Linked DNA regions of Homo sapiens: all the other regions are linked to region 2. Evidence: chromatin loops called from intact Hi-C (ENCODE). Cell type or tissue: PC-3. All regions are shown on one strand.

Region 1 (8,000 bases), 84 kb before region 2:
CATTTATTCTTCTTTCCAAGAAGTTGAGTACTTTCAACCATTCTTAAAAGGACAAAGATGTTTGCTGACAGAATATGAATTTATAAAGGATAATCTTGAGGATATAATGGCATTCTATTCTTTTTATCTTTACTCTTGCCATATCAGAGTTGGATAATAGTCTCAATCATATGTTACAACTAGAAAATGCACAATTGGCTTTTTCTTATGCTAACAGGCAGCCATTTTCAACTTTTTAAATGATTATAGGACTAAGAGGGGATGCAAAAACAGATAAGAATCTGAATAAAAGCACTATCTGTCAAAGAAACAACATTTGTGTAATAATCAAGAAACCGTTTAGAGCACCCCCTGGAAACATTAATTATAACACATGCAAATCATTCCTGTACAAAGCTTAACTTGTTTATCTCCTATAGCCACCTGTATTTGAATTTTTTAATAAGCTCATTTATTATAAATAAAGCATGTAAATCAATCTGGGAATACCTTTTCTGTTTCAGAAATTTCATGTAAATGACAGGCTGCCACATACAGTACAACTATAGAGGGGAAAAAGTTTCTTTACTCCCTTTCATATAGTTATACCTTCATATGACACTTAAAACCACCTGCCAGGAACTTTTAAAACATGTTTTAGATGCACAGAAGCAAACCCAAATGAAAAAATGCTATGCAGTTTTGCAATACATATATACCACAGAAAGCTTTAAAAACATTCTACCCCAACAGATAAATAGATTTGGCCCAAATCTTTTTAATGTGAGTTTTGTGGGTAAAAAAGATTATTGTTCCCTTATTTTTCCCCATTTGCTGACGACTAGGATTGTCATATAAAATACATTCCTGGGACATGCTTATACTAAACAAATTATCCACTGTTTATCTGAAATTCAAATTTAACTCAGCATCCTATATCTTTACTTGCTAAATCTCAGTTGGGATATGGGCTTACTCTTTTTTTTTTTTTTTTTTTTTTTTTTTGAGACAGAGTCTGGCTCTGTCATCCAGGCTGGAGTGCAATGGTGTGATCACGGTTCACTGCAGCCTCAACCTCCCTAGCTCAAGTGATTCTCCCACCTCAGCTTCCACAGTAGCTGGGACTATAGGCACATGCCACCATGCCTGGCTAATTTTTTTATTTTTTGTAGAGATGGGGTTTGCCCAGGCTGGTCTCAAACTCCTGAACTCAAGCAATCGTCTGGCCTCAGCCTCCTGAAGTGCTGGGATTGCTGGCGTGAGTCACAGTGCCTGGCCTGAGCTAACTCTTTTTTAAAGAGTTAAAATACTGGTTCCTATTTGTTTTTACTTCTCTAGTATGGGAGGCTGTTACTGTGGCTTCTGTCTTGGGGGGCAATTTTCGAAGGGCTTCAAGAACTTGAACCGAGGTTAGAGGAAAACCACAAGATGGCTAAAGGGTGGGAAAAGAAGAAATAACACTATTTAAACTTTAGATGAGAGGACTAAAGTGATGAAACAGTCACCAGGTATTTGGAGTGGTCTCACCCAAGGGACTGTGCCAACTTCCTCATTTTTTATGAGGGCAGGCAAAAACTGGCCAAAACACAAGTTAGGATAATAAGCATAGTAGCTATTATTAAATGCTAGGGTGTGCTGCATAACTGAAGGACAGTGTTTCTCACAGTTTATCTCCAACTCTCATGGCCAACCCATGAGATGTATATCATTATCCCCACGTTTTGAATATAAGAAACTGACACTCAAATCAGAAGGCATGTCAGTGAAAAAGGCCATATTCACATCCCATCTAAGTCTGTCTGACACTAAAGCCCACACTCTCTCCACTACACTCCACCTTGTCTCCAGAATGTTTTGGGCTGTTTAAATGTGATTATACCAAAGAGCAGTTGAATGCACTGAAAAATTCTGAAGATTCCTCCTGTCCCTTCGATTCACTGTTGGAAACCATTGTCAAGGTAGTGTCTGGCTACGATAGAAGGGATTTTTGACATGGCCTATTGTTTTATCTTTTTAAAGTAAATGTAGGTGCTTTTGATGATCATAACACTAACTGTTAAGTCTTTAGGCATAAGAATCAAGCATTCAACTAAGCATGTTTACAAATTTGCTTTCAGCCCAGTGGATCTATCCACTTTTCCATTTAGGTTGCACATTTAGATTTCGGAGTTTATCCTGTTATCTTCAAATCCACGGACTGTACACTCTTTGAGGGAAGAAACTCTTAGTATCTAGTCAAGTACGTGGCATGCAATGGGTGCTCCCAAATACTTGATTAATATCATATGATATAATGTAATATGATTCTTCATAAACAGTGAGTGTTTATAAATACAGTATTTTAAATGTCATTAGGAATCTTCTATTGGAATCTTAACTTTATTTTAATAGACCTACTTTTAAAGTTAATAAACATAATATAAATGTGGACAGGGCTAAGATTTTTCCCTAAGATTTCACTCTGGCAAGTCTTCCTGGAGATTTAGCCATGGCTATTTTTATGACTGTAATTTCCTTAATATGGGGCCTCAGCCATATTCCATCATCATAAATCCCTTTCTTGCACTTAAAAGCAATGTTGAAATATTTTCCAGTTTCTATATCTTAACTCTTTACTTAGATCCATTATTTCCATTTTGAGATTATCTTATGTAAATATTGTAGAAGATTTTAGAATTATATAATAAGAAAATACTAGTATACCACCTCAGAAATCTTAACTAATAGATATGTTCTCAAATGCAAAGTGAAATATTTAAAGTAATTATTCAAGTAAATAAAGAGACCATCTTTGTCCCAATTACTTGAATATTTTACGTAAAGTTGGTTTTATGCACTTGACTTTGTGTTTAAACTCAAGTTTGTAGTATTGTCTACTGGACATTGTTAGCTCAGGACCTTTTCAGGAGCAAGGAATGAAAGAATCATTTTTAAACTTATTTAAAAAAAGAAATAAGGAAGAAAAGAAGAAATTTTACTGGCTCGCCTTAGCTTAAGACATGGCTGGATACAGATGCTCAGACAATCACATCAGGAGCCTGCCTCCCTCCGTGTCTGGGCTCTCTGGCCTCTTGGGTCAGTTTCATGCTCAGGCTGGCTTTCTCCACATAGTGGCAAAGATGGGCATCAGACATCCCAAGTTAACATCATCTTTAGTGCTCATGCTGTCAGAATGAAAGAGGCCCTCTCCCAGCATCCATATTAAATCTCCAAAGAGATTCTGTTTGGCCTTGCTTTGGCCACATACTCAACCCTGACCAAGCTCCGTGTCAAGAGAACAGAGTTCGTTGAAAGGCCAGCCTGGTTTGCACACTCATTCTGTGTTGAAAGATGTAGACCATGTGATTGACAGTCCCAGGAGATAGGAGAGGGAGAATTTTCAAAAGAGTTGCCGGTATAAGAGACAGTGGATTCTGGGAAGGTAAAAAGAGGTATTTATTAAAATACTGTGCCTTTGGAATAAAAATCTTTTCCAGGAAATGCAAATAATTTAAAACAATTCAAATAAGGATCATACATTTTAAAACAATTAGAAATACACTCAGAAGAACTGAATTGCTCATTTAGTAGATTTCAGATAATATTTTCTCCTCTTTGAACCTCAGTTTTGTCATCTGGAAACACAGGATAATGCTTACCTTATAAGGTAATCATGATTAGAAGAGATGATGGAGCTGACCATATCTATTTACTATAAAGTGCTATCTACATAGTTATAAATTATGACAGCTAAGAAAATTAATCCCTAAAGAAAGCAAAATTACCTATGTCACGGTTTAGAAAGTCTCTCTCTTAAGAAGAAACTTATTCTATTGCCTCTGTTGGGTTTTTTCCTGAGGAATCGGTGTTTGAATGCAATATACATTTTTGTAGGCTCTGCAATGTTTTTATGATGAGGACAGTCATAGTGTTGACAATTACTCAATGAATACTTAGAGATTTGAATGTATCGCTAGATTTCTGGGAAATGAAAAGACCAATGTAAGCTAGTTGAATGAGAAAACCAGAGGTGGGCAGATGGTGGACAGATTAAGTCGCTGGTTTTAAAGGTAGGCTGAACTGGTATTTGTAACTATTAATAACAGCCATCTTCTTTAAAGGAAGTACTCCTAAATATCAATAGTTTAGTGGCCAAGGTGCCATTGAGATGATCACTCCCAGGAAATGTTTTGCCAGTGATATTACCTTAACTTTCATCTGAAAAGAAATAAAGAAATGTTTTATGGATGATTCACTTTCACCTGATATGTGCACAACATTTTAAGAGAATGAATTAGTCAGTCTGTTTGAATCATCTTTACGTGTTCCTTTTAGCAGGGAACTCAAAGTTGGTTAAATGGCTAGCTCTATTTCAGAAAGCAAAAATAACAGAAACAGTGAAAAGACAGTCTATATTGAAAGCCTGATCCAGACACATCATGGGGGAATAAATATATCAGGACAAAAATATATGAAAAGTGAAAGTATTTCTGGAGTATTTCACTACCAATATAAATATTAAAATGCTCACACAGCCAGATCTGGCAAGTTACATAGATGAGGAAGTGAAAGCAATAATATGCCAAGTCAATGGCATTGGTGTAAAATGTAATCATAGAGGAACAATCTCAGAGTTGAAAATTATTAGAATTGGAAAACACTTTGAAGTTCTTTAGTTCCACCCAGGAGTATGCCATTAAATATTTAATAACCATCCCTCTGCGGGCTTTAATAACAAGCCCTGATTTGTAGTGTTTGCCAATTTCTATGGTGTCAATACAGCCACCATGGCTGATTTTAGGCTACCAAGATGAGGTCACTGAAACACAAGTTGGGAAGAGATGCACATAGTAGGCTGTCATGAGCCAGCACACAGCTGGTTCAGCATTATAATTTTCAAATAAGAAAGCAGTTGACCTCAGAGGAGTTGGGTGACTTGCCTGGGTCATACAAATAATTAGCTGCACTGCCACAACTAAACCTAGGCCCTCTCCAGTGTTTGACCTCAGAATTGTGAATGCATTATGAGGAAAGCACCATGATTGATTGATTGGTAAGCCCACGTGACTTTCTGTCCTAGTTAAGTTCCCCTTTAAGGGCCTCCATAGACATTTCTACATTGAGTTTAAACTATAGTCTGCCTATCTCCACTACTGGCCTGAGATCTCACTGACATTTGGAAAGCGTTTTATTTATCTTTGTATCTTCAGCACTCTGTACAGTATCTGACACTTAGATGCTTATAAGTGTTTGTTGGGGGCCATGTACGAACAATAGAGAACATGCATTGACCTGCTATGTGCCAGGCAGTGTTCTTAGTGATTTACATGCATTAACTTATTGAATCCTTAGAATAACTCTCACAAGTGAGGTAGGTACTATAATCCTGCCCATATTTTAGATGAGAAAATACAGGCTTAGACTTACTTGCCTAAGGTAACATGGACAGTGATTGGATTTAAACCCTAAAATCTGGCCAGTGCCTGTGCACTTGGCCTCTCAGTTGTCACTCATTTAACTAGCAGTTATCATCATAGTGCCCAGCTCAGCGCCAAATACTTCTAAAAGGTCTCCCTCCTTTCCTTAGGAAGGACACAAAACGTTTCCCAGAAAAGATCTGATCTGACCAACACACACCTTTGTTAATGGGGAAGGGCCTTTATTAATGGGAATGATCAAGGAAATGGGGCGTTTTTGGTGATTACATTTTCTCATTATCTGAGGTTTAAACAGAAACCTCTAGTTTAATTAAAATTTCTGTTGCTGACAATAGGCCCTAGTCCCATTTTTTTCTTTAATTAAAAAAGTTAACCTTTTTTTGATGTATTCACTTGAAAAATGGCATCACCATATGGTAACAGATAATGTAAAGAAGGTGTAGGAGATTAAGGTACTAACTCCAACTGTGTTCTGTGAGGGTTTTTCTTTAAATAGAAAATATATTCTTCTTCCCCACTGATTTTCCATTTCATCAAATGAAGTAACAAAAAGCCTATTTCTACATGTGTACATTTTCTTGGATTCTTGTCCACTGAGATTTAGTACAGTGTGTGACTTATGTGCGAACCTTAAGATATGAATCTTATTTTAAAAACATAATTTAATATAATATCTCTAATTTTTTTGTTTTTGTTTTTATTTTTTTTAGATGGAGTCTCGCTCTGTCATCAGGCTGGAGTGCAGTGGCGCAATCTCAACTCACTGCAACCTCCAATTCCCTGGTTCAAGAGATTCTCCTGCCTCAGCCTCCCAAGTAGCTGGGATTACAGGCATGCGCCACCACACCCAGCTAATTTTTGTACTTTTAGTAGAGACGGGGTTTCACCATATTGGCCAGGATGGTTGTGATCTCCTGACCACGTGATCCACCCACCTCTGCCTCCCAAAGTGCTAGGATTACAGATTATTTTGAAGGCTCCTTCAAAAAGCCTAGAAGAAAAAATGTCATTCACACTTCACACTGCATTAATGGACATCAACTAACATGCAAATTGGTTACAATATTTTTCTCCCTTTTGGCAATAATAATTCGTTTCCTTTCTTTCATTATAATTTCTACAGAAAATACAGCAATAAATTATATATTAAGCTCAATTTTGTTAGATACACTGATACCATATTGATAAGTGCAGTTAACTTTTCACATAATATTTATTTTTCCCATTGTGCTCTAGATGGTTTAGATACATATTTGCAGTTTGGTTTACAGTTTGTATTTGCCCTCTAGTACAACAAATTGTCCCTAATCCTTTTCTTCTATCCCTTGTTATTCCCTCTACCAGCACCAAAAATTTGCTAGTACATTGCAAAACAATGAGAATTACAGATAAAATAGCAAGCATTTATATATACTCTATATTGATCAAAGTGCTTTCAGAGATGAGATCTCTTTTTGATCCTTAAAATGGTCACGTGAGAATATCTGACCCTGGGACTCAGAGGTGGGTGATTGCCTGGAGTCACACAGCTAGAGAGGGAAAGGGCTAGAATCAGAGGGCTGATTGTCTGACTTCTGTTCTAGTGCATGCTCCCACCTCGCTTTGGAAGCTGCTTCGGCATAGTGAAGCACTTAAGAGCATGGATGGGTTCTTGTTAGCCAGACGTGGAATTGAATCTTGGTTCTAACTGTGTGATTTTAGCAAGTTTGCTTATCTAGAAGAGAAGGATAATAATACTTCCTTCTTCACAGGGTGGTGATGAAGAGTAAATCAAAGAGTTTAGCAGAATGCTTCCCATATGGTAAGCACTCAATACATGTTCTTGTTATTTTTATTATTACATGGCTTTGCCTTACTGAGGCTTCATCTTGTCCTCTGGTCCAACTACAGTTCTCTAGCTTGGCTTATCCCTTCATAACCTGTACCCCCAGTGGCACGATCTTGGCTCACTACAACCTCCGCTTCCCAAGTTCAAGCAATTCTCCTGCCTCAGCCTCCCAAGTAGCTAGGATTACAGGCACCTGTCACCACACCCAGCTAATTTTTTTGTAGTAGAGATGGGGGTTCACAGTGTTGGTCAGCCTGGGTTCAAACTCCTGACCTCAAGTGATCTGCCCACCTCAGCCTCCCAAAGTGCTAGGATTACAGGCATGAACCACCGCGCTCAGCCAGGAATTTTCATTCTTTATCCTCCTTTGAGACTCGGCTCTAGCATCATTTCCAGTCGAGTTGGTCTCCCTTCCTCTGCATTCTGATAACTGTTAACCATCAAGTGACTTGAGCTTCCCAGGGAAGGGCATCATGTCTTTGTAGACATCCAATAAATGTTAGTAGAAGAAAGGGGGGTCCTGCCAATAATCATATGTCTTTCCCACAATTTAAACTCCTTTTCACCCTGTTACTACTTTTTGCTTGTCTTCCCTTTGATAAACATTCTACTTCTTCATCACCCATTCCCTCAATTTAACATCTGATACTACTATAGAAACTACTGCCTTGAAGATCAACAAACGGGTTCCATGTGGACCAACGTCCTCCTTGAGACCCTCACTTGGCTTTTGTGACACAGTGCAATATTTGCTCTCTTGATGCCTCACTGACCTT
Region 2 (8,000 bases):
ATATTTACCATTGGACAAATAAAATGAGTCACAGATCATTGAGGATACTGGAAAAGTTAGAAGTTGCTCATCCAAACAAGTTCAAGAGCAATGAAGCACTTAACATTTTAACATTTTCAACACTTACTACCTCTTATGTTTTGAAGTTTATGTTATTTCTATGGAGATACACATAGTAAACATTGTCTTTGCCCTGATTCCATTCACCTTTAAAAATCCATTCGTTTAACCGTGTGGAAAAATCAAACCTAGTTTATTGTTTTGAAATTTAGATCTATTTAGTATTTTATGTGCACATTTAGTGCATCTATTTAGTATTTTATATGCACATTTCATAGTTCTAATCTGAGATCATTAAAATTTACAAATTTTCTTTGAAAAAAAAACTTACCTAATCTTCTTTGAACCTCCTTACTCACCAAAGCTCTGTCATCATTGCTAAGAAGGTTGAGTTTCACACTCTTTTCTCCATTGAGCCTGCTCCTTGGAGACATGAAAAGAAAACAGGTAAAAGAGGGTCATTTAGAGAGAATGAGAAAATAGGTGCACAGCCAAAACCTAATGAAGAGGCAACTGCAGAGCTTTCCTCTCTACATCTGGTGGGGACAGCATTCTCATCAGACTTTTTCACGGAGACCTAGAGTGCTATGTGGTGTGACATCAGGGTGGCACACTGATGGTTTCAATTGGTTTCTGCACATGTTGGAATTTAGCTGAAGAGTCACGTTTTCATGCCAAAGGGCTTTTATCCATGTCTCACCAAGGATTTCCCTCAATCTGTGCACCCTTAAGCATTTAGAGCCCTGATCTCCAGATGCAAAGGCTTTAGGAAGTGAGAATGAAAGACCTGAGTTTAGAGAGGCTGATTGGCATTCCCAATCCCCTGGGGAAGGTTTAGAGACCCTGACTCCTTGGAATTAAGGGAGCAAGTACCCAGCTAGGCTCCTTCCTTCCTCACTCACCCAACATTTCAGGTACTTCACTGATGTTCCACATCCTTCTTTAAAGGTTGCTCTTGTCTTTTTTCTGGCTAGTGTCTACTATAACTGTAATTGATGCCCAACGCTTTTCTGGAACCACTTTTGGCCAAGTTCATTTATTATTAATCAAACTGTCCACTGTAGAAAATACTAAAAATGCTCAAGTGGGATTAGGAATAGTCAAGGTACTAACAGCATTCTTTTTATGCCCTTCTCTCAGATTCTGATTCTCCTGCTTATTTGCAAACAAATGATACATTTTGGTGCTAATGAGGAACCCCCACATAACCTTCTCCCTGTGTTACATACTAATACATTTCAATACTATGCCTAGTTTATCTTCATGTCAGTTGCTGTGGCTATGATGCCCCCTCCTTGATATGTGTGAATTCCCAGTGGAAAGAGAAAGGGAAAGTGGAAATGCCCTATTTGGCATTAAGAAATTGACTATCAGCACCATTTCTTCCCCTGAAATAAAAAAAAAAATTCTCCTTGCAAAAGGGAACTTTGCCTGAGGTTCTTACAGAGCTTTGGTTATAAAGATCAACTTATAAAGAATGCTTACCCCTTTCATAGTGTCCTTAACTAAACAACAAGGATGGTCCACTAACCGAGATCTAACCTGCCTTCTCTAAACAACAGTAACACTAAATCCAGTGCCATCACTGCACAGTGGAGAATTTACCACTAATGTGAAAAGCTTTCAGTTTTGGGAATATAGCCATTATTTATTTCTAATCATATGTGTATTTTTCCCTTGGCCAGGAATCCATAGGTTTTGCACAATAGTAATTAATTCCATTAACAAATAGTAGTGTCTCAAAAGGCATCTTTTTCATTTTCTTATATTTGAGCTGGATTTTTGTGAGACGAGGCAATTGCTCAACTACCTTTGCTGCTACCACTGCTTCCATTCTTAAGGACATAGTATATTCAAAAATAAACCATAAGCATGGCTTTTTGCTATTGATAAAGAGAGAAATGTCTAAGGAAATGAGGGTAAAAAGCTTTCAAAATTAATACTTAGTCTACTTAAATGAAAATCTGTAAACATCTAATGAAATGCTTGTATATATAACTTAGTATCTTTTCCCAATTTATTATCATTTTTATCAAACTAATTCCATTATAAAAGCTCTTCCTGTTTCAGTCCCCATTAAATGAGGTTTTACTGTTGTTCTTTAATAATTTTCCTTCATCTTACAGATCAGTTTCCTAATTCATCTCAGAACGGTTCATGCCGACAAGTGCAGTATCCTCTGACAGACATGTCCCCCATCCTAACTAGTGGGGACTCTGATATATCCAGTCCATTACTGCAAAATACTGTCCACATTGACCTCAGTGCTCTAAATCCAGAGCTGGTCCAGGCAGTGCAGCATGTAGTGATTGGGCCCAGTAGCCTGATTGTGCATTTCAATGAAGTCATAGGAAGAGGTAAGTATTTCCACTCAGCTTTTTGTTAAATACGATTTTCCAGTAAGCATTTTATCTTTGGCCTTTGCAGATTAGGAACTTAGACAATGGTGAAAGCAACTGACAGAGCAGTGATAACAAGTGTACTTGATTTCTGTTCTATAGAAATGTAGCCCTGTAAATCATATCCGTGGGGATTTGCCCTTGTGCATGGAAGCAATTGGATAATCCCCCAAATATATTAGAACTAAATCACAATTCGTCCTCGTCCTGTGTGTACTAGCAATTATAGTTTCTTCAAAGGTGCCATTTACTTTCTTCTAAAACTCAGGGCCAGGCGCAGTGGCTCACACGTGTAATCCCAGCACTTTGGGAGGCCGAGGCAGGTGGATCACCTGAGGTCAGGAGTTCAAAACCATCCTGGCCAACATGGCAAAACCCCGTCTCTACTAAAAAAATACAAAAATTAGCCAGGCGTGGTGGCGGGTGCCTTTAATCCCAACTACTGGGGAGGCTGAAGCAAGGAGAATTGCTTGAACCCAGGAGGTGGAAGTTGCAGTGAGCCAAGGTTGTGCCACAGCACTCCAGCCTGGGCAGCAGAGCGAGACTCCATGTCAAAAAAATAAATACTTATAAATAAATAAATATCACTCCTTTAATTTTGAGTATTTTTATTCAATCTCTCTCCAGTCTTTCTTTACCCTGAGAACAGTGACAAACTCTATGAAGCCTGGTTTATAGCAGTTTGTACACTGCTGGACAGCATCAGAAGACAGAGAATTTATAGCATTCTCCTGATCTAAAGCAACATATATCATCTCTACAATGCACTCCAATTTCTTTATACAAAGATAAATGAATATTTGTAATAAGCTAGCCAAAGCAGCAATAACAGCTAGCATAAACAGTATTTGTGGAAATATTTAGCAGGAAAAGAAACCAATCAAAAACCGGGAAATGAACTTCATTCTTCTTGTTGTTTTTTTTTTTCTAAAAAGCTTTTACCCTTAATACTAAATGGCCTCTGATCCCTTTTATTCTATATGTGCTGCAAGAGGTTGTACAGGCATCTGCCAGTGTGATACAAGAGAAGCTGATGGCGTGATTTCCCTTATATGAACACAAGGCCTTCTCACTTTCCTGTGGTAGCATCCACACATTCTTCTGTCAAACACCCCAGAGCGTAATCCTTTGTGTGCTCCTTCTTCCCCAAGAGTGGCTTCACTGTTAACAAACATCTTTCCATTTCTCTTCAGAGTAATATATAGTTCTGTCATAGGCCTATAAATCCCAGTAATTGCATCAATTTTAGAGTGTGTGGACTCACTAATTGTGTTCTAATTCTACACATTTGGAAAACTAGAATTTTTTATCATGAAAGGTACTAAAATGGCAATTATTTCTCTTTTGAAGTTATAATCATTAACAGCTCTATAAATATTAGCTACTATGTATTTATATGTTTTTCTGCAGGAGAATAGGAGCACTCAAAAGCATAAGTTTTATTTTATTCTTCTTTGCATTAGTAGAGGGCAGCCTAATGCCTGACACTCACATACTAGGCACTCATGGTGTCTTGGCCAGCTGGATGAATTAATTAGTGAATGACTTACACAGCTATCAGACATTTGGCACCTCTGGGGGAAATTACTGCCACTGGATAAAAGGCTACCATTGGGAAAATGATGTGGTTAAAGCCAGAGAGAACTGGATGAAGTGAGTCAGGGTGAATTTGCTTCATCTGGGCAACTGCCTTTCAGTTTCTGCCAACCTGGATTACGTATTAACCAGTGACTAATGGGGAAATCCTTATTCTATAATACTAATCCTATTTTTAATGGTAACATTTTTATTTCATTTCAGCTTATTAGAATATAGAGAACTTATTTTATTATAGTTCTTCATGTGGGTTAACTTTATTTTCATATTTTAAAATACTATGTCATCCTTTAAAAAAATTTATTTGATGAGGCCGATGTTACTCACCTTTTCAGTGGTTCCACTGTGGTTGAATATTTTATTAGGTTAGGCTTTAATATGAGTCATATCATCTACAACTTATTCATGAATTAAATAATCACATTGCTTATATCCTTGGGTGAAATGTGTTGCATCTACATATATATTTACAAACACACCTACGTACCTATAGTGGTATTGTTAAAAGTATTTTTTAAATGTACTCTTTTGCTGTATAGAAAGAAGAAAGAATAAAATGAAGCTCATAAAGGGTTTGATAAATAATTATTTCATAATTAAATGTTACGCAGTGCTAACCAAGTTCTTTCTTTTGCACAGGGCATTTTGGTTGTGTATATCATGGGACTTTGTTGGACAATGATGGCAAGAAAATTCACTGTGCTGTGAAATCCTTGAACAGTAAGTGGCATTTTATTTAACCATGGAGTATACTTTTGTGGTTTGCAACCTAATAAATAGCTTATAATAAAACGTTGATTTACACTTTCCCCTTGTGGAAAAATCAGCTACCACTGAAATTATGGGCCTAATCCTGAAAATTTGTTTTGTTCTAGACTTTTATTGAACTACTTCCCCTGAAATGATCCCTCAGAGCCCTCATTAGTAAGGGGGTAGGAGAAATGAGGTTCTTGGATGAACTGAGTATCATTTAACTATAACTATGTTTGGTTTATAATATTTGTTTTGCAAGTGACATTTCTGGAAACTATTGGAAGCATGTTGGCACCTACAGTAGTAATGACTCATTTTACCCAGAGGCATTACTATAATTATTTTTTAACCACAACTTCCATTAAAAAGATAAAAAATGAAATAAGACAAACAGGAGAAAACTACGCTGGCCAAAAATTGAAAAATCATAAGTATGGTAATACCTCATTTATCCACATTTTTGGAGAGTGAGGCATTCCACATACATGAACTTCCTAAATAAATGAAACCTACCCCTTTTTAATGCTGGAACATTACTTAAAATTTTAGCTGTTATTGAGAAAATCTTTTTAAGATGAAATGCATACTCTGTTTAAGGGAATGCTTCCAAATACAAACTAAGTCTTTATTGGTGACCCCAAGCCATAATTACAGCCATAAATTACTATATTACACAAACAGTGTACTCCACATACATAGTGTTCCTGGCTCCGCCTGTGTTGACAGGTCTCACATGCTTGCGTTTTCTACTCCCATTTCTCATTTTCTGCTTGCAAATTGCAGCAGCCTGAAAAATGTTAACCAGCTCTACTACAAACTTTATATGGGACTTAATAAGCTTTAAGTGCACAAATGAAAGATTTTCCTGCAAGATACTTTACTGTCACAATTATTTCAGTCTTTTTAAAATATAAATCAACATGCTAAGTAGTGTTCTACATGGTTAATTTTGTTGGAAGTCTGACCATGAGGGAAATAAATGGACAGTCTTTATGAAACCTAAGTATAACCTTTGCACTAAGTTTATAGGAGACAAACTGGTGGCTGGTTGGACTCTATCTTGCAAAAGTGGGCATAGGTGGTGACTGGAAGGCACAGTGCACGGTGGCATCATTCACTCAGATGTGATGTAAAAAGAACACTCTGCAGTCAAACCCTCAGGACAAGATGCTAACTGTGTGGTTTACCATTTCATTGCTCTTCCTATCTAAATTTGACAAAAGTATTCACTGTTCCATAATGAAGTTAATGTCTCCACCACTGGATTTCTCAGGAATCACTGACATAGGAGAAGTTTCCCAATTTCTGACCGAGGGAATCATCATGAAAGATTTTAGTCATCCCAATGTCCTCTCGCTCCTGGGAATCTGCCTGCGAAGTGAAGGGTCTCCGCTGGTGGTCCTACCATACATGAAACATGGAGATCTTCGAAATTTCATTCGAAATGAGACTCATGTAAGTTGACTGCCAAGCTTACTAACTGGCAAACTAGCTGTAAGCCAGCCATCCCTTCAAAATAGGCCTGCTCTGAGTCTTTAAAAAGCTAGTAGCCAAAGATGCACATTTAAAATGTTAGCATCATTCAAATGCACCTCAAAGTCTTCTATCCTGGTGGGAAATAGTGACACCTGGAAGGGTTTCCTGGAGCAATGATTCTTACTTGCTCTGCAAGCAACCTTGCTCTACCTTCCCTCTGATAGGGACATTTAGTCATCTTTGCATGTCTACTATGTGCCAGAAACTGTGCACAGCACAGGAGAAGTGGAAGCAGAGCAAGCCTCAGCCCATATGGAATGTTAACTCTACAAGGCATTGAAAAATTAACTCCAGATGCGTTCCTTGCTGTTCCTTGTCCTTGCCATCCACTCTCACACCTCAGGAACTTTGCACTTGTGCTCCCTCAGCCTGGAACACTCTCCCCGCAAATAGCCACGTATCTCACTTCCTCATCTTCTTCAGCTTTTGGCCGTAATGCCATCTTCAACATAAGCCTTCCCTAATCTGTTTAAAATTGCAACTGACCACCCACCCTCATGGCTTCAGACTCCTCTTCCCTGCTCTATTTTCCCCCATCACACTTAACTGTCATCTGATACATGCATGAAGCTGCCTGAAGCTGCCCAATACTATGGCCATGAGCCACATGTAAAAGGAGGCTAGTTCGAACTGAAATGTGCTGTACGGTGTAGAATACATCCCAGATTCTGAATACTTAGTATTAAAAAAAAAAGAAGGTGAAATATCTCACTAGTAGTTGTTTATATTGATTACATGCTGAAATATTTTGGATTTTGGGGGTTGAAAAATACATTGTGAAAATTAATTTCACCTGTTTCTTTTTACTTTTGAGTATGGCTACTAGAAAATTTTATATTACATGTGTGTCTTGCTTTATATTTCTATTGAATAGCACTGTAGTAGATAATAAACAAATAAACAATAGCTATATAGATGTATATGTATGCATATATATGTACACACACCCTCATCCCATTAGAATGGAAGCTCATGAGGGTAGGATTTTTGTGTATTTTGTTCACTGCTGTGGCTCCAACACCTAAAACAGTGTTTAGCACATAGACTCGCAGTAAATAATTGTTGAATGAATCAGCTAAGGGTTACAAAAAAAGGTTCTTAGCCTCTTGCAAGTGGTAGATTTTTTTCTTGACATTTATGCCAGGACCTAAAAGTCACCAGGCCAGGACCAGGGAGGGTGGGAATAAGAATCTCAAGAACTGAATTCATAGAAGGCCTCAAGCTCCGTCTCGGTTCCTGCTCTCCAAGTCTCTGTGGGAGGTAATGAAGTTGATCAAAAGCAACTTTATAAATATGGGGTCAAATTATCAGAGAAAATAAGCTCTAGGAGAGTAATGAGATATTACTCAGCCAAAAGAATAAAACATTCCCTGGCAGTGAACTTTTGCAGATAAGGCGAATTGACCTTACAAAGCACACAGCTGCCCTGACAGACCCCACTTTCCCACTTCAACTTTTGTTATTACCCTGATGGATTAATGTGGCTGGAGGTGCTACCTTCTCTAGGGTACTGTTACCCCAGGATTAAAGCATGATAGAGATTTCCTGTTATCCAGAACGGAATAGTGCCATGGCCTTTTTTAATCCAAGGAGCTGATACTGAGAGCAACCACAAACCCAGATGTGTCTTAAAGAGAAACCTAAAACCAGGAACTG
Region 3 (8,000 bases), 66 kb before region 2:
ACATTCCAGTCTGCTAATTACATATTTTTTTCTAACTAAAATGTTCCAGGCAGGTTCATTTGCATGTGAATTACTTGCTGAGCCATGTTGACTTCCTATTCTAAAAGCCTCACTCTGCCTTGGGAAGCAGTTTACTGCACTTCACCCTAGACCTAGTCTAATGTTGGAGCAGACAAAGTGTAGCTACCCATATATACTTCAAAAATATTTTCCAGTCTCCCCACAAGAGGAAAGAAAAATGTCTAGCAATTGCATGCTAATTTAGACCAAAGCTTTGTTTTAACCATTCTTGGTGATCACAAATGGGGAAAAATGATTTATGAACAGTATAACTATAAAACAAACAAAAAAAAACCATTGTGAATTCAGAGTGAAGTCTGACTTCATTTGTCTTATTTGGGTAAATCAGCAAAATGTTCATCAGTCAGAGGACATTAAAATGGTAGATGATACTTCAAATCGTGCCCTAGATAAAAGGAGAGAATTAAGGTTAGTTTTGATTTGTAAACCATTCTCTTCGAAGGCTGATTTTATAAAAATTAAGTTTGCTGAGTCATCATCTCAAAATATATAGTTATTCATGATTAGTTAAAATTTGTGTCTGTGTATCAAAGAAGTAAATTTGTATGATATTAAATTTTCTAACAATGTTTTAAATTTTAAAATGTCCGATTAACACTTGCATCTAGCAACCAGTCTACTAACTAAACTATAGGTGAAGTCATGCTCAGGAAATGGGGAAAATGCACAGATTAAATTGGTCTGTTAGCTCTGAGTGAATCAATAGTATTTAGTGCTAATGCACTAAGGAGATTACAAGCACTAATGCAGTAGCAGTCAATAGCGAAAACTAATATCTCTAAAAAATATCTTGACAATAAAATGTGCAATATTTTCCATTTATCTTAAGCTAATTACATTACCTGCTTGTTCTTTCATCTTATTAGTTTAAGCCAAGTGCTAGAAGCCTAACCATTTTATTTAGTGCATAAAAGGGCCAAAACCTTGTAATCATTGTTTTCAGCAGGAGACAGAGGAAAGGATTAATTCATGTAACCAAGATTCAACCAGAAATTCAACAGATATTTATTTAGTCTCTAAACCTGATAGTATTACAATGGAGAATGAGCTAGACTGTACCTGTCTTCAACAAGCAGATAGACTAGTGAAGATGACAGTAAACATTCAGTCACACCAGTGAACAAATACATCATGATAATTTATGAAATGTGCTGTGAGGGAAATAAACATCTGTGAATGCAAATGAGAGGGAATATCTAAATTTGGTAGTTGAGTCACAAAAGGCTGTCCTGAGGAGGTGAAAGCTAACCTTTATATAAAGCTTAAAACTTTAAAAAAGCAATACGTCTTTAGTACACAGGCAAATATATAAACTAAATATATAAACTAATAGTCATTACTTATTTCACAAGCTTTACATCTTAACTACAAGCTGCTACATTAAATCAGCTTTCTTAAGTGGTTTGTGGTCATTAGTGCATACTATCTTACACTTAGAAAAACATTGCAAGAAGTAGTACAATGCTGGAGAATTTAACTTTTTAAAACATTTCCTGCCTTAAAATAAACAGCAGTAAATGTGTTTAAACATTCTTTTGATTTCTAAATGAATTAAGTTACTTTTTATTATGTGGTTCTTCTTCATATGAAGAAAATAATATGTAGATTACTAGAAGCTAAGAACATACTTTAGATCCTGCTCACACTCACTGCCTTTCCTGGCCTGTCACCTTAATCAGCTTCTTTGAAAATCACTGTTTCTTACATAGGCCAGGTTGTTTCTTCCTTGTTTCCCTCTTCTTCCTTCTATGGCCAACCCTTGGGACCCCGTTTGTCAGAAGAACATGTTCCTCTTTGGGGAGGAGGGGATTGTCCTTTTACCAATAAGTTTTATGACCAAGAGAAACATAAGAATCTGAGAACACACAAAATAAGCTCTTTTGAAACTATCAAAATTATAAACATTAATAGAATTCAAGGGAATGTGATGCTGAAGTGATCCCAAGTCACATTGTCTTTCTGCCTCTGTGCACTGTACTCTGCACAATTGCATCCATTTTTAGACCATTTCCTTCTCATGAGAATCATGTGCATGGAGGGCCAAAGGAGAGACAAGTGCTCACAAGGATATCATGAGCACTTATGAATGTACAAATGAGTGCTCTCCAGTCAGTGCCATCTTTATATTGTTCCGGTTTATAGGCAATGCCTTCATCTTTACCTACAGACACATGTTGCCTTTCTGTTTCATTTTAATCCTGTTCATCTATACATATTTAATCACACAAATATCTAAATAAGTTTATGTCTTGTAGGGAAGGCACTTTGTCATGCTTCTTTGTACCTAAGCATATGCTTTGCAAATCATAAACAATAGTGTTGATTTTATTTGATATAAAAACTTGGATTCTCAAAAGAAATCTATGTGTTCACACGATAAACAGAGACCATCTGAATTGCCAAAGTATGACTGAATCATAAGCAGTATTGTTTTAGTCATCTTTACAGACCAGGAAGATTTGAAATACAGGTGTAAAAAGATGTGTGAGGCATCAAAAGAAATATTCACCTTTCTTTGTGTTCATTTTTTTTATTTTTGCTTGGCCGAGAAAGAAGGGGTGTTTTCCAAGGGAATAGGAGGCTTCAGGGCTTATTCCTGTGCCTACAAGTCAGAGAGGTCACTGGCTTGCCCCTTCCTGAAGGCTGTAATTACAGGCAGAGGACTATTTATTTTCCCGTAAGGCGACCAGAATCTTGAGTGTAAAAAACTGTTTACAAGAGTACACTGTGTATAGGGGTTACACACAACCTCAGGAAAAATAATAGGAAAGTGAGACTATTTTTCTTCATGTATTCAATAATATGAGAAGGTCCAAGACTCTGGAAATGTTCTAAAGTACAATAATAGAGATGAATATGAGGTCAAATTAGGTGATCCTGGGGCTTAAGGAACTGAATTAAATGAATAAAGAAGAGGAATTTCTAATAGGGCATAATCTAACTGATAATTTGTTAAATGTAAACTTATTTGTGGCTCCAACATCATGGTAAACAAGAATGAATAAATGTATTAGTAAGAGTAATTGAGAAGTATTTCTAATGTGAAAAACACCAATTACATTGGGTTTATCTGGCGCCAATGTGGAAATAAATGAGCAATATTTCTTACTCTCAACTAAACTTACTCTCACTTTCAGAACTGTTATAGGAAAGGTATTGATTCAAGTAGAGTTGGGCATGCAAAGCACAAGATCAATTCTGTTACTGGCCTGATATTAAGGATATTAGTCAGTGTTTGAAAAAATGATTTGTAATATATAAGTAGTAGTTTAACAAAGTAGGTAAAACTTGTAATTAATTTCAAAAGGTCAAAGCAGAGATTATTGACATGTACAAAGAGGACCCGCTTTATATGTGCCTGCTTTGAAAAGTAATACCGTAGTATGGTAAATTGTGACTAATTCTGAGATTTTCTGTCTAGATTCTTTTTAAAACCAAATGCTTAAGAAAAAAACATGAGACATGAGTAGCAATTACATTTTTTAGGCTGAGTAGGTAGCATAATTGCCTCATGCCTGCCTCCTGTCTCCATTTGTTTTTAGTAGATTTTGCACAGAAAAACATGTTGACCTCGGTACTGAAATTTTGGAGTTCACTATTTGCGGCACAGTTACAGATCACAGAAAAAAATGTACAACAGGACTTCACCACACCTAACAAAAGAAAGTTTTCTTATTAAAAAAAAAACCCTCCAAATTATTGTGAGATCTAGGGTAACCATGGTGTTAACTATATGCTATTTGATATCTTATAACCCTGGTGATAAGATAACAATCCAATTGAATGCAGATGAACTCATGAAAAAAGAAGGATTATGAAATATTTGGAAAGTAAACACCTAAATTTTCATAAGTAAATATTAATTATTTGTGTGATCTTTAGATATGAAAGCTTCCCCTGCATGCACTTGGCTCTTGGAACCAGCTGTTAAAACTCCCAGCACCTTAGTTAATACCCTGTATGCTGGTGGTTCAAGAACTAGTTAAGAAACAGTCACATTTTCTATTTTCACTGCCAATGTATAATAAAATCTCTGTTCCAGTGAATGGCTGGCCAATTATTTTAATAACGATGTTGGCATGGCTTCATTTTACCTTTCTTGCTATTAGCAAAGCTTTCCTTTTGTACTCTGAAGTACGGGTAAATCACAAATTAAACTGAGCTGTTGTTTGTTTAATGCTGTGTTTCCTGCTAACCTTATTCTTGTCTATCAACCTGAACGTAGTTCCCCAGTGGCTCAGAAAACCCTCAATTGGGATTAAGTAATAGTTTACACAACCTTGCTCAGTCATTAACCTGTGTTGACTTTCTCATTCTTGTGTTCCAGCCTCATTTAAGAGTTTCTTAAGCACTCTATCCAGTTGCTGGTTTGGTGACAACTAACAATACCTATTTAATCAAGAAATTTAATATTTCCAAGGAATCATTTATCGTATCTCAGACTTCTTCATTAACATAATCTAATTCAGTCTTGTATTCCTTCTTCAAAATAAAGCCTGGTTTCATTCATAGTAAATATGAAGCTTAAAAATTTTTACTTCTTTTCTTCTCTATACACACAAAGCAGAAAGAGAAAATTGTATATTATCATTCCAGACAGGTTTTTTTTTTTGTTTAGTGTATTGACATTGATGCCAATAAGATAAAACTAGACCTCAGTGGCTCCTCCTCAACTCCACCCAATCTATTTGTCTCCAAAGTGCTGTTGGAGTAAGTAATCTTTGTTAAGAGCAAACCTATTTGTATATCTGATGATAATCTGAGGGATAATAATATGATATTTAAGGAGTTTCTGTCCTTGGCCCTGACTATTTCCTGGTCCTCCTTCACGCCCAGTGATGTGCTGGTAAATGTTAAACTCTGGGGGGAGGGGCAGCAGAAGCCCCTAATTTGTAGCATTTGCCAATTTCTATGGTGTAAATATCCCACTGAGCCAGTTTCAAGGTACCACTGAAACAGCGTTAGTCACTGAACAACAATGAGGAAGAGATGTACACACTTGGCTCTGTGAACTGTTATGAGATGGTTCAAGCACAGCACTGCCACCCTGTCCTACACGCAACCTGTCATTCTTGTAGTTCCCAGAATCCATCAGCCTCCCTCACAACCCTGCCTTAACACGTGTAGCTTGGTCCACTTCAGATTCCCTTTAACACTCATTTTGTCAAGTGAACACTTTTTCCCTATTCTTTAAAACTTCCATGCTGGCATTTTCCTTCCCCAGGACATTTTTCCCTAGCCTTCAACTCATCCCCTGCCCCCCATATTCTGGATTTGTTGCGTTTCCTGAGCACACCAGTAGCACTCTGCTTATTTCTACCATGTCTCTTATCACACTCCGTGGTAATGTGTCCAACAGTTCCATCGTTAGCCCCCTGAGGGGATGAACTATGCCATTTATCTCCACAGTCCCAGCACCTAATACAATAGCTTGAACAATATATACATTTATCGGATGAGCAAAGAAGTATGACAGAGCCCTGTATGTAAAATATATTACTATAAATAGAATGCTGATTCATAAAAATAATTATTTAGATAAAACAGTTTTTCCGTCTCTCCCCTAAATCCCTAAAAACTAATTTATAGAATTGGGGAGTTTTCAAGAGCTAAATTAGCACTGGAGAAAAACTGGGGAGTTTTACTCACTATTACCTATGCCCCTCCCGTCCCCCCCACACACACCCTCCTTCATTCACCAGTCTGCAATGAAGATTGATCAAAGAACAAAGAAGAAGAAAAATGAAAGAAAAAGGAAAGATTAAGATAGGGAGGGTGAATAGATAGGAATTCCAGAGTTTTGTAATCGAAATTTGGAACTCAGAATTAAAGTCATTAAAAGGAGAAAGAGGGAATACTTTCTCTGCTCCCGTAAGGTTTTCTCAAGCCTTTCAACAGCACTCACCCTTTGAGCGGGTGATACCATCTGTAAGAGGGACTTTACGCAATGCTTTAGTGGGCGTGGCTTGAGCAGTGACACCAGTAGAGATACCCCCTTGAAACTTTCATTTGAAGTCCACAGATTTTCACTATTGGTCACCAATCCATGATTTCAAGTTGAAAATGATATATGGGTTAAGGAAAAGAGGCCGGGCGCGGTGGCTCACGCCTGTAATCCCAGCACTTTGGGAGGCCGAGGTGGGCGGATCACGAGGTCAGGAGATCGAGACCATCCCGGCTAAAACGGTGAAACCCCGTCTCTACTAAAAATACAAAAAATTAGCCGGGGGTAATGGCGGGCGCCTGTAGTCCCAGCTACTTGGGAGGCTGAGGCAGGAGAATGGCGTGAACCCGGGAGGCGGAGCTTGCAGTGAGCCGAGATCCCGCCACTGCACTCCAGCCTGGGCGACAGAGCGAGACTCCGTCTCAAAAAAAAAAAAAAAAGGAAAAGAAGTTAAGGGCAAAGGTCTTTATCAACACCATCCTTCCTGTGGCCACAGGATCGTAATCCCAGTGGCAACATTCAAAGGCACCAAGTACGTGCTTGGTACAGAGAGAAGCTTTCCTGAGCTTGGCCTTGGTGTAGATGCAGTGAGAACTGAGTAAGGGCCTCTGGCAGGGACCTTGGCTGCTGAGAAGGGGAGCCCACAGATGGAGGTTTCTGATCAACAGGTCCTATCAGAAACAAGGGGAGCAGATAAGTAAAGAGTCTCACTCCACGGTGGCAAGATGGAAAGGAGGGATAAGAGGTCATGACAGTTGGATTAATGGCAGGCTAGAATATAGTCATGGGCTTGAACGATATATTGGGACACAATTGAAGGACTCTTGTTTCATCCATCGTTCATCTCTCCTGGCCCTCTGTGAAGACATTTATCACCTGTTTCTATTGAATGTGACACTGTTAGGCACATAAACAGACCATGGCTCTTACCACCTCCAAGAAGAACTACTTCTGTTTTATTTGTTAGTGCAGGGTAATTGGTGTTGTGTCTTCTGAAAATCTCTTATACTTCTATGAGTAAGTGCATTGAAATTGTTTCTGTTAACTAAGTAGAGGAAAGCAGAAAACCTCTTTGCACTAAGCATTAAAACCTTCCTAACTTGGAACAATTTTCTTTATGAATCACTCTGTCACTCCTGGCTATGATTGAAGTGCAGTATGAAGGCTGCTAACCAAAAACACATGGACACAGTCTGTTTCAGATCTGATTCACCTTAGGAAATGATGATAAAGAAGCAAAAGTTTTAACACTTAGAATTCCAAGGTCCATATCATTGTAGAATTGATTCTTTTGAATTGTGGTGGTACCTCAAGAGAAAGGATTTATTTATTTCATTTATATTTAAATGCGTTTGTATACATATGTATATAAACCCATATACACATATACATAAAATATATTCTGCTCCAAGTATTTATCTCTCTTTTCTCTTTACTAATCCAGCTTCCATTAAGAACTGGCTCAACTTCGACCTCTGCCATGAGCCTTCTCCAGCTGTTTAAGCCCACACAGATCTTATTTTTTTCCTAGTCTTAGAGGATTTACTGCCAGTACAGTGTTTTCAGAATGTAACTATCAACTGAGTTCTTATACTTTGCATCAGTTAGCTATTGTACGTGTCAATCTTTTGTCTCCCTATGTAGAGGCTAGACCCAAGGTAGAAGCATTTGCCAGGATTGACAAACGATAGCCTGTTTTTATATTCTCAACAAGTGAAAACTTATTTTGTTTATATTTTTTTCCCTTTTTATACAGTTAAACACTCACATGCACGCACACACACACACACACACACACACACACACAGGCCACAGGGACCCTATGGCCCTCAAAGACTAGCATATATTCTATCTAGCCCTTTCCCAAAAAACATGTGCCAACCCCTGCATTAGAGAATAGTGTAAAATAATAGTGGACAGATAACAGGTCCACAAATTTTGGAGAGCCATGGATGACCTTACTTATGAACTTAAG

What was found. Peaks named below come from ENCODE experiments on the same cell type or tissue, not always from the same donor. Only the 100,000 strongest peaks of a DNase experiment are listed, where the experiment ranks them.
Region 1: it touches region 2 in a loop (6-fold over the local background); 9 of 110 quality-filtered maps call a loop at or near these places.
Region 3: a loop joins it to region 2, with 3 times the contacts of the local background. A loop is called at or near these places in 7 of 110 quality-filtered maps.

Annotation. Positions count from the first base shown.
Region 1 is chr7:116,688,603-116,696,602 of GRCh38, forward strand. All of the region lies in intron 1 of MET (MET proto-oncogene, receptor tyrosine kinase), which reads left to right. Among named protein-coding and RNA genes, the nearest start is that of COMETT, 4.6 kb to the left of the region's middle. In PC-3, no CTCF peak of the experiment used is centred here; DNase peaks (open chromatin) are centred at 1,359, 3,279, 3,889 and 4,189; H3K4me3 peaks cover 2,453 bases; H3K27ac peaks cover 5,680 bases.
Region 2 is chr7:116,772,695-116,780,694 of GRCh38, forward strand. MET (MET proto-oncogene, receptor tyrosine kinase) reads left to right here. Exons shown (of 21, transcript NM_000245.4): 15 at 2,187-2,417; 16 at 4,695-4,775; 17 at 6,082-6,263. Among named protein-coding and RNA genes, the nearest start is that of CAPZA2, 86 kb to the right of the region's middle. RefSeq lists enhancers at 1-775, 1-74, 3,333-4,532 and a cis regulatory region at 1-9. In PC-3, no CTCF peak of the experiment used is centred here; DNase peaks (open chromatin) are centred at 4,147, 4,397 and 5,137; H3K4me3 peaks cover 2,227 bases; H3K27ac peaks cover 6,493 bases.
Region 3 is chr7:116,706,946-116,714,945 of GRCh38, forward strand. All of the region lies in intron 2 of MET (MET proto-oncogene, receptor tyrosine kinase), which reads left to right. Among named protein-coding and RNA genes, the nearest start is that of COMETT, 23 kb to the left of the region's middle. In PC-3, no CTCF peak of the experiment used is centred here; a DNase peak (open chromatin) is centred at 4,326; H3K4me3 peaks cover 1,828 bases; H3K27ac peaks cover 5,084 bases.